Linked DNA regions of Homo sapiens: region 1 is linked to region 2. Evidence: read pairs that join two places in POLR2A ChIA-PET (ENCODE). Cell type or tissue: Panc1. All regions are shown on one strand. Each heading gives the region's core, and the rest is flanking DNA. Links, peaks and the distances in the headings are about the cores only.

Region 1 (5,378 bases), core at 281-5,280, 160 kb before region 2:
ATAGCCTCAGCTACTCAGAAGGCTGAGGTGGGAGAATCACTTGAACCTGGGAGGCGGAAGTTGCAGTGAGCTGAGATCGTGTCATTGCACTCCAGCCTAGGTGACAGAGTGAGACCTTGTCTCAAAAAAATAAAAAAGAAAAAAATGAGAGATTAAAGTAGAAGGAAAAAAGAAAAATGAGAGATTAAAAAGAAAAAGAAAAAATGAGAGATTAAAGTAGAAGTTTTGGCTGGGTGCAGTGGCTCAGGCCTGTAATCCCAGCACTTTGGGAGGCTGAGGCTGGTGGATTGCTTGAACCTGGGAGTTTGTGACCAGCCTGGGCAACATGGCAAAACCCTGTCTCTAGAAAGAAAATTCAAAGAACTAGCCTGGCATGGTGGTGCACGCCTGTAGTCACAGCTACTCAAGAGGCTGGGGTGGGAGAATCACCTGAGCCTGAGCATTTGAGGCTACAGTGAGCCATGATCATGCCACTGCACTCCAGCCTGGGTGACAGAATGAAAACCTGTCTCAAAAATAAATACATAAAAGTAAATAAATAAGTACAGTAGAAGTTTCTTATTACTACGATTACCACTAACAAGCAAAATGTCTTAGAAAGTACAGCACTTTTTGGCTGGGCGTGGTGGCTCACGCCTGTAATTCCAGCACTTTGGGAGGCCAAGGTGGGCGGATCACCTGAGGTCAGGAGTTTGAGACCAGCCTGGCCAACATGGTGAAACCCTGTCTCTACTAAAAATACAAAAATTAGACAGGTGTGGTGGTGTACCCCTGTAATCCCAGCTAGTCTGTAGGCTGAGGTGGGAGAATTGCTTGAACCCGGGAGGTGGAGGCTACAATGAGCCTAGATCGTGCCACTGCACTCCAGCCTGGGCAAGAGAGCAAGACCCCATCTCAAAAAAAAAAAAAGTACAGCACTTTTTATATTTAGAATATGTTTTCTTGCCTATTTTTTTCCTTCCCTCCAGATACCCAGAAATAATCGCTTAATGTATATTCATAGCTACCAAAGCTATGTGTGGAATAACATGGTAAGCAAGAGGATAGAAGACTATGGACTAAAACCTGTTCCAGGGGACCTCGTTCTCAAAGGAGGTAAAAAGGCAGATGTCTTTGTTACTCAGCTAAGCTAGGGTTCAGTTAGTTGCCACTAGTGGCTTTAAAATCCATCCTGGCTATTAATTAAGAAAGAGAGATGTGGTGAGGCACGGTGGTACACGCCCATAATCCTGACACTTTGGGTGGCCAAGGTGGGTGGATCACCTGAGGTCAGGAGGTCAAGACCAGCCTGGCCAATATGAAGAAACCCTGTTTCTACTGAAAATACAAAAATTAGCTGGGTGTGGTGGTGCATGCCTATAATCCCAGCTACTCAGGAGGCTGAGGCAGAAGAATCGCTTGAACCCAGGAGGCAGATGTTGCAGTGAGCCAAGATGGTGCCACTGCACTCCAGCCTAGGTGACACAGTGAGATGCCATCTCAAAAAAAAAAAGAGATGTCTAGTAAGTTTGAGATGAAGGGACCATGCAAACTTACATTGGCTAGTTTGTATCTGTATTTTTAAAGAAAAAATGTATATCTGGTTTGAGTAAGCACCTCGATCTCGAACTCCCCACCTCGGGTGATCCGCCTGCCTTGGCCTCCCAAAGTGCTGGGATTACAAGTGTGAGCCACTGTGCCCGGCCTGAGTAAGCACCTCTCTCTGGGCCTCCCTTTTCTCAACTCAAATAGGATTTGGGCTAAATGGATGGCTGAAATCACTTTCGAAACTTCGATCTAGGTCTAGCAAATAAATACACCTCTGGATGTGTCTTGTTAGCCAACCTTAAAGAGTTTCTTCAAGTCACTGGGCGCAGTGGCTCACACCTGTAATCCCAGCACTTTGGGAGCCAAGGCGGGCAGATCACGAGGTCAGGAGATCGAGACCATCCTGGCTAACACGGTGAAACGCCGTCTCTACTAAAAATACAAAAAATTAGCCGGGCGTGGTGGCAGGCGCCTGTAGTCCCAGCTACTCAGGAAGCTGAGGCAGGAGAATGGCGTGAACCCGGGAGGCGGAGCTTGCAGTGAGCCGAGATCACACCACTGCATTCCAGCCTGGGCGACAGTGGGAGACTGTCTCAAAAAAAAAAAAAAAGAAGAGTTTCTTCAAACTCAAATAGAATGGGCATTTAGTATATGCTATGCCCAAAATGTTCCCAAGACACTCCTAATATCCCATCTTCCATGGAGCCCATTGTGTGTGCCAGGCCTTGGCACTAAGCCCTGTACCTGTGTCTTTTAGTTTAAAGCCTCAGTGTTACTGTGAAGTATTTTCTCTGTTTTTTCAGGTGAGGTTTAGTCACTTGCCCAAAGTTCCACAGCTAGTTAAAAAAAAAAAAAAAAAAAAAAAAAAAACAGAAAAAACTGGGATTCAGAGTTCTATCTGATTCCAAACTCCATGTGTGTCTCTGGCATACTAGGCTACCATCTATTAGCTGAATACATGATCTGCTCATCTGCAGGCAGACCCCATAAACCCACTAAGGTTCTAACTCTGTTCAGAAATTTTAAATTATTTTTCCTGATTTAGCTTCTTTTCCTCATGCCATGTTGGTCACATCCAGTGTATTTTAATGTCCTGGGTGCCGCTGTGTTTCATCCTCTTAAGTACATTCCAGTTTTTTTTTTTAACTTTTTTTTTTTTCCCAGCAAAATGCATCCATTTATGATGCCACTGCAAATACGATTTTGTAGTATGGTGGCTTTTCAAAGTGTTTTCTTGTGTTACTTTATTTAAGAAAGATAGAGGAACTGATTTTAAATAGTAGGCATTCAAAAAAATGTGGATGCAGCTGAGAGATAAATGTTTTTAAATTTTCATTGAAAATTTTACTTCAGATTTGGTGCAGTAGCTCACACCCGTAATCCCAGTACTTTGGGAGGCCAGGGCAGCAGAATCACTTGAGCCCAGGAGTTCAAGACCAGCCAGGGCAACAAAGACCCATCTCTACAAAAAATTAAAAAACTAACCAGGCGTAGTAGCACACACTTACAGTCCCAGCTTCTCGAGAGGGTGAGGCAGGAGGATCACTTGAGCCCAGGAGGTTGAGGCTGCAGTGAACCTTAATCACACCACTGCACTCTGGCCTTAGTGGCAGAGCAAGACCCTGTCTCAAAAAACAAAAAAAGAATTTCTTTTACTTTTTCTAAGTCCTTGATTTTTATTTCTTGGGTAGAGTAGAAAAGACAGAAGGATATATATCCAAACTTAATTTTTTTTTTTTTTTCCTTTGAGACAGGGTCTCACTCCAAGACCCAGGATGGAGCACAGTAGTGCAGTCACATCTCACTGCAGCCTCAACCTGCCAGGCTCAGGTGATCCTCCTGCCTTAGCCTCCCAAGTAGGTGGGACTACAGGTGTTTGCCACCACACCCAGCTAATTTTTATATTTTTTGTAGAGATGGGGTTTCGCCATGTTGTCTAGGCTGCTCTGGAACTCCTGGGCTCAAGCAGTCTACCCACCTCAGCATCCCAGAGTGCTGGGATTACAGGCGTGAGCCACTGCTCCTGGCCCCAGCTTAATTTCTTTTTCCTTTTTTTCTTTCTTTTTTATTTTGAGAGGAGTTTCACTCTTGTCACCCAGGCTGGAGTGCAATGGCTTGATCTCAGCTCACCGCAACCTCCGCCTCCCGGGTTCAAGCAATTCTCCTGCCTCAGCCTCCCGAGTAGCTGGGATTACAGGCATGCGCCACCATGCCTGGCTAATTTTAGTATTTTTAGTAGAGACGGGGTTTCTCCATGTTGGTCAGGCTGGTCTCGAACTCCCAACCTTGGGTGATCCACCCACCTTGGCCTCCCAAAGTGCTGGGATTATAGGTGTGAGCCACCGCACCTGGCATAATTTAAGCTTTTAAGTCACTGAACCTGTACCAACTTGTACTTCTGACTTGCTTAGATGTATATAATTTTAGAAGATTGAGTTCATAACAATATTGCCTATTTTCTTAATTTATTGTTCACTTGTGAATTTACAGCCACAGCCACCTATATTGAGGAAGATGATGTTAATAATTACTCTATCCATGATGTGGTAATGCCCTTGCCTGGTTTCGATGTTATCTACCCAAAGCATAAAAGTAAGTTCCCTGTATGGGGAAAATAGTTAAAACAAGTTTAACATAATGAAGCTACTATTTCAAGCATATATAAACTTTGGTTATTTATGACAGTCTCCCAGAAAGGGATGCATTCACATGGAAAATTTAAATTAAGAAACTCTACCTCTGAATCTAAAATAAAAGTTGAAATTATAAAATAAAATAAATAGGTCAGGCACGGTGGCTCACGCCTATAATCAATCCCAACATTTTGGGAGGCTGAGATGGGTGGATCGCTTGAGCTCTGGAATTCGAGACCAGCCTGGGCAACCTGGCAAAACCCCGTCTCTACTAAAAATACAAAAATTAGCTGGGCCTGGTAGTGCACACCTGTGGTTCCAGCTACTTGGGAGGCTGAGGTGGAAGGATATCTTGAGCCCAGGAGGCAGAGGTTGCAGTGTGCCAAGATCATGCCACTGCACTCCAGCCTCAGCGACAGAGCAAGACTCTGTCTCAGAAAAAAAAAAAAAAAAAAAAAGGGAAGAGGGGGATTTGTTAGGGAAATTGGCCTGCTTGATTGTGGAGTTGAGAAGTCCCACGACAGGCCATCTGCAAATGGGAGAACTGGGAAAGCCAGCAGAATGGTTTAGTCCAAGTGTGAAGGCCTGAGAACCAGGGAAGCCAATGATGTAACTCTCAGTTGGAGGTCAAAGACTTGAGACCTGGGGAACCACCAGTATAAGTCCCAGAGTCCATAGGCCAGAGAACCTGGAGTTGACATCCAGAGACAGGCGAAGAAGGGCATCTGGCTCTGGGAAGGAGAGGGAGAGAATTCAGCCTTCCTCTGCCTTTATGTTCCATCCAGGCCCCCAGCCGACTGGAGGTGTGTGCCCACCTTGAGGGCAGATCTTCCCCACTCTGCCCACCAACTCACATGCCAGTCTTCTCTAGAAACACCCTCACCGACACAGCTGGCACAGTCCGGTCACTCTAATCAAATGCCAAACCACCTGGATTTCCCTCTGAGAAGAAGGCTGAGCTCAGTGCCTACTGAAGCAGTGAAAATAAATCATGTTTTACTAGCTGTTGGGGTCTCCCTTACCCCAGTCAAGTTGACACCCAAAATCAACTATCATAAGAAAGAAAACATTATTTTCCTCTTCTCTCTTAAACCTTTTGGGATCAGGAACTTTGCCAGTACCAATTAGAACATAAACTCAGCAAAGCCTTTGACAAAGCCATTCATGAAAACCTTGTAGCCAGGATGGCCATTTGTAGACTGGATGGGTGATATTTCA
Region 2 (5,378 bases), core at 175-5,174:
TTTAATTGGGTTATTTATTTTTTTGTTGGTGGGTTGTAAGAGTTCTTTACATACTCTTGACCCTTATCAGATATATGATGTGCAGATATTTTTTTTCATTCTGTAGGTTGCCTTTTCACTTTTTTGGTAATGTCCTTTGATGCCCAAAACAGCTCTTTACTTTTATTACAGTTTTTAGTCAACTAAGCGGTTAAGGACGGTTGTACTATGTGCACAACCGAGCCCCTCCTAGATTGTGGGTTGTCTGATGGAAAGGGTGTAAAAAGTCTGAAGCAATTGACGTTAATATTGTGTATTTGTGGAAGGGTGGATTTGGCTTTTAAAATTGAGACATAACTTAGTTTTTTAATGCTCCATTTCATTCCACAAAAAGTTTGAGTAGACTTATAATAGATATGCCAAAAACTAGGATCAAAGGAAAAATAAGTAGAATAAAGATTGGGGAAAAGAATGTCATTGGAGAGTTCTAGATGGAAAATAAATATATAGCAGTAGTGTAGGATTATGGGTGATCCAAAATTTTCTTCTTTGTATGTGACTTTCATTTTATTTATTTATTTATTTATTTATTTTGAGACAAGGTCTCACTATGTTAACCCGGGCTGGAGTGCAGTGGCGCGATCTCGGCTTCTACAACCTCTGCCTCCTAGGCTCAAACAATCCTCTCTCCTTAGTCTCTCGAGTAGCTGGAACTACAGGAGTGTGCCACCATGCCCTGCTAAAGTTTTATATTTTTGGTAGACATGGAGTTTTGCCATGTTGCCCAGGCTGGTCTTGAACTCCTGAGCTCAGGTGAGCCACCACGCCCAGCCTATTTTTTCATATTTTTTACATTTAATATTTCTTTAGTAAAGAGAACATTTTACTAAAATATTACAATTCTGAATGCATTTACTAGCCTTGCTGCGTTCTGTGCACTGATGTGTGATCCATTATTATGGTTTTATCTGCTACCTATGTTTGTCTTCAGTCTCTCCCTGTTCCCTGAACTTCAGTTGGTTCAGCTGTTCCCCTTTCCAGTACCTCATGGGGTCTTAGACTCAGCAGTATTCCTCCCAGGCTCATCTCCCTAGCCTTACACCTTTGTGTTCCATGTTTTCTCTGCTGCAGCCTGGCGCCTCTGTGTTTTCCTTTCTGTTTGGCTTAGACCTACTAGGACTCATATCAGATCTCACCCCCAGAGGGAGGATTTCCCTGACTCCTTCTCCCCCATGCGTGAGGAGTTCCTTTGCCTACCTCTGTCATTGTGCAGACCACAGTGCTTATGGCATTATGTCTGTGTGATTTTTTTCTCCTCTACTGGCTTATGAGCCCCTCAGGGACATAAACTGAGACTTCTTGTTTATGCTTGTGTAACAGAGTGTGTGGCCCAGGGTTGGCACCAGTATCTGTCTGCAGAATGGATAAGTAAGATCTATAATGTCACAGGAGGCAAACTGGTGGATGTGGGCTGGATCACTTCTGTAGATGTGATCATGTGGTTGACAGTGCTTTAAAATTGGAGATATTTTACATGAAAGTCTCTATGGTTTCCATAGTCTGAAAAAAAATGTGACTATTTGGCCACTCTGGGTCAGCATGCTTTCATGATAGTTGTTCACTAGGTATTTTTGGTGGTTTGCCACAGATTGGTGTTTTTGTAAAAGATGGGGTTCTGGTTTCTGGCATGTTTTTGCAGTTCTGGCTTTCTGAATGGCTAATTAAGGATAGAGCCTTAATGCAGATACTCATGTGTATGTGTAGATACACATGTATATGCTAAAATATACACAAAATGCTGATGAATTGAATTTTCAAGGCCTTTAGCTGAATAACTATCCTAGGATACTTTAATGATGAAGGCTCCCATAAAATGAAATGTTTAGTGACTGGGAAAGTTTATCATTCTGAAGTTTGTAGATTCCTTAAAGAAAAATGGACATATTGTCTGTACTTTTAATGTATTTTTTTTCTTTTAGGTAAAATGAGCTTTTTTTTTTTTCTTGTAACCTTCAGCAAATATTTATAGACTTGCCTGAAGAAGTTTTTAATTCCTTTTTGAAATTAAAGATTGAGTTTTGTTGCTTATGTTTGGAATTTTAAGAGCATTAAGTAAATAGTATTCTTGTGAGTGTATGCAAAGTTTGTGTGCACTTTTTTTGGAGACATTATGGTCCATAACTCCCACTGTATTTTTATAGGGGAGTGATCACAAGCACATCGAAGCAAAGGACTGGGGCCATAGGAAATGAAGCAGCACTGAAGGGCCCTAAGCAGGATTCTGCAGTGGTGTGGGTTGAGGATTAGGAAAGTATGAGGGGTAGGAGACCTAGTAGGGGCCAGAAATGATGACGGCTCCAACCAGGATGAAAGATTACAGAGAGAGAAATCCTGTTTAGTTTTCGTGGAGTTTTAAGTAATCTAAGTACTTATGTTAATTATGAAACTGTGATACTGTGGCTGACAATATCCTCTTAATAAGCTACTATGTAGATTGAATTAGACAAAATGGTAAAATAGTCTCATAGCTCTCTGTAGGAAAAGAATCTTTAGTTGAATAAGCAGAAACCACTTTCCACCTTGTGATACATTAAAGCTTTAGGTGTCGGGTGCTTTAGGAACTGCAGAAGTGGTCTTGCCAATTGGAAAAGTAGTACTACCATAAGAATTTTGGATTATAGTTTCTTGGTAGTCATGAGAATGAAGGTTATATTAAAGTCCATACAATTATATGAAAATGAGTACATGCCCATCATTCTTTAAGGAAATCCCCTCCCTCTGTTGGTTGCCCTAAATAAGAGTTCTAATATACAGGGCTTTCCAATTTTTATAAATAACAACTGCCTGAACATTTTTGCACATAAACACATCCAGCCTGCTCAAGAATGGGTTTTCTAGAGTGCTCAGAGAACATAATCTTTTCAATGCTTGGGAGGTAGCATAAGAGAAGGGAGAGCAGAAGAAATATTCAGGTGCCAACTCAGTCTGTTTTACAGTTGGTTGTTGGCAAAATAAGGTCAGAGTTTGTTTCCAGCATGTTTTTGAAATTCCCCTTAGTGCAAACTTTTCCATGAAAACAATGTAAACTGTTAGGACCTCCAGGTAGAGCAGCAAAAACTCTAACACTAAACTGCTAATTTTGGGGTATATTTGGGTGACGAACCCATAACTATAGTAGTAAAGCTATCAGTTAATATTACTAAGTTCTCCCATTTTGCCAAGCACTTTGCAAAAATACTTTCGCATATGTTATTTTGTGTTAACCTCACCACAATCTTAGGAGATACATGATGGAATCCAGAATTAGAGATAGAAAGTAATTTGAATTTCAGGAGCTATCTTTTGAGTCCAAGTAATGTACCAAAGCTCATACTGTTCATCACCATTGTATATCCCACTTCACTGTTAAGTTACTATGATGATTATAAAAGATAAAGCGTATGTTATTTCTGATTATAAAATATATACTTAAAGTTAAACTTAGGAAATTCAAAAATGTGGAAATAAGGGGGAAAAAACCCCACCCACAGTCTTACCACTTATACACTTTTAACATAAACTTACCTGGATTCTGTAGGAAGTCATATTTACTAATATTTTTTAACAGCTGTGGGGCATTGTAGTCAGGATTTTGTAGAGGTATATCTTTGTTAATTTTTCTCCAGAAGTGTTTTTAAAGGTGAGAGTTTAATAATGTTTGGAAAAAATAAGAGAGAGCACATGTCAGATGACAAATGGATGGCACTGCCAGCAAGGGCTGTGAGGGTGCAAGCCGGCTTTTCTCTCCTGCTGGTCAGTGATTCTGTTCACCAGCTTAACAGACTAAGTTCTAGAGCAAAACACTTACTTATTACACATTGGTTCTCTATACTTCTTTTTGGGTTATCGTATGTTTATCCTTTTAAAAACGTCATAGAATTTTTCTTCTTCTTTTTTAATAATAAAGCTTTCTTGCTTGAAGAAAAGCCTCTTTGTATCCACCACAGCAGATGGAATGGCATTTGTACTTCTAAATTTTTCAGTAGTAGGAGTACCAAAATAGCACTAAAAATTAATTACTTTGATTACCTCCCCTCCCACCCAGTATTGGGAAAAGTCATAATTAAGTCTCCCTTCAAGGTAGTTCATTAGTTCTTGTATGTTAAAAAATCTGACCCTTAAATTAAATCTTCCTTTTGAGCTGCCTTTGTGTTTCCAGGACATGTTTAGCTGCACCTGCCTGCTATTCGGTCTCTTTCTTCACCAGAGTTATAAAATAAGAGGAAAAGGATTGTATTCTCTATTCAGAACTAGAGTTCTGTGGATAACTTGACAGCTTTCCATAAGTGTGAGTCTCCATATCTATAATCAAGTTGTAAGTTTGTGTTTAAACATTTTTCCCCCATATTTAGCCATGTCTCCTCCTTTGTATTGTTTTCTTCTACAAAAATGTTCTTGTAATAGTGTTTTACTTTTAATTCTGAGAAATTTATGACATTTTCTTTTTAAAAGTTATTCTCCACTTAAGTTAGAGATGTATACAGCATTAAAATGGATTGCAGATAAAGATATTTGTAAATGAGTGTTTCGGTTAAATGCTTTTCCAACTGAAGGTGGCATCTTGCCAACGAGAGGATAGCAGTTAGCCAACATGTTTTTTCTTCATGACTGTTTTTTCTTTGTTCAGGTGGAGTACATCCTGCTGCTTCAAGGGTAGAAGACTCCTCACTGCTTTCCTTCATGAGATTTCAAAGGAAGTGTTGGTTTTTTTTTTGCCTGGTTCAAGTATTGACCAAGAAGATGACAGTGATGTGGTCTCTTAGGTTTCAAAATTTCTACTTAAACATCTTGGTTCTAGTGATACGTACTTTGCAAAAATAATTCACAGTTATTATGACTTTTGTTAATATTCTGAAACTATGGTATTCAGAGATGATCCGTCAGGTTCTGATTAAGTTTCTTAGAAGCCCAGTGCACTGAAAAGATTATGGTGTGTCTTTTCTCTTCCTAGCAAAATGGAAAATGACAATACTGAAATGCAAACTAATAGAATACCAGCAAAAATTCTCATTGTTACTCATGGCTTCAAAAACTACATCAGATGCCTTAAAAAAAAATCCTCTTACTTCTTTTGGTACCTCATTTTTGTTGGTTTTCTAAGCATGTAGAAGGGGACCAGAGCATGCCACCCCAAAATATCCCACTTTTAGTGTAGGTGTTGTTTTAAGCTGAAGGCATTTAGTTTCCTGCCCTCCACCTTTCTGTCTAAAAGCAGGCTATCCATTTACATTTCTGAAAGTGTTCCGTACTAAAGAACCCCTATTTATTATACATTTCTAGTTATCTTCCCATGATTTGTACCTCCCTCAAAGTCCAGAACTTGTTTTCCTCAGTCTAGCCTTTTCCCCGTACTTTATCAC

What was found. Peaks named below come from ENCODE experiments on the same cell type or tissue, not always from the same donor. Only the 100,000 strongest peaks of a DNase experiment are listed, where the experiment ranks them.
Region 1: POLR2A ChIA-PET joins it to region 2 with 7 read pairs; 4 of 35 experiments call an interaction of 5 or more read pairs at or near these places.

Annotation. Positions count from the first base shown.
Region 1 is chr7:105,464,054-105,469,431 of GRCh38, reverse strand. It overlaps PUS7 (pseudouridine synthase 7), which reads left to right. Exons shown (of 16, transcript NM_019042.5): 12 at 969-1,095; 13 at 4,018-4,119. Among named protein-coding and RNA genes, the nearest start is that of PUS7, 56 kb to the left of the region's middle. RefSeq lists an enhancer at 1,334-1,882. In Panc1, for the core only: no CTCF peak of the experiment used is centred there; no DNase peak of the experiment used is centred there.
Region 2 is chr7:105,305,839-105,311,216 of GRCh38, reverse strand. The region is part of intron 2 of SRPK2 (SRSF protein kinase 2); the gene reads left to right. Among named protein-coding and RNA genes, the nearest start is that of SRPK2, 80 kb to the left of the region's middle. In Panc1, for the core only: no CTCF peak of the experiment used is centred there; no DNase peak of the experiment used is centred there; H3K27ac peaks cover 3,073 bases.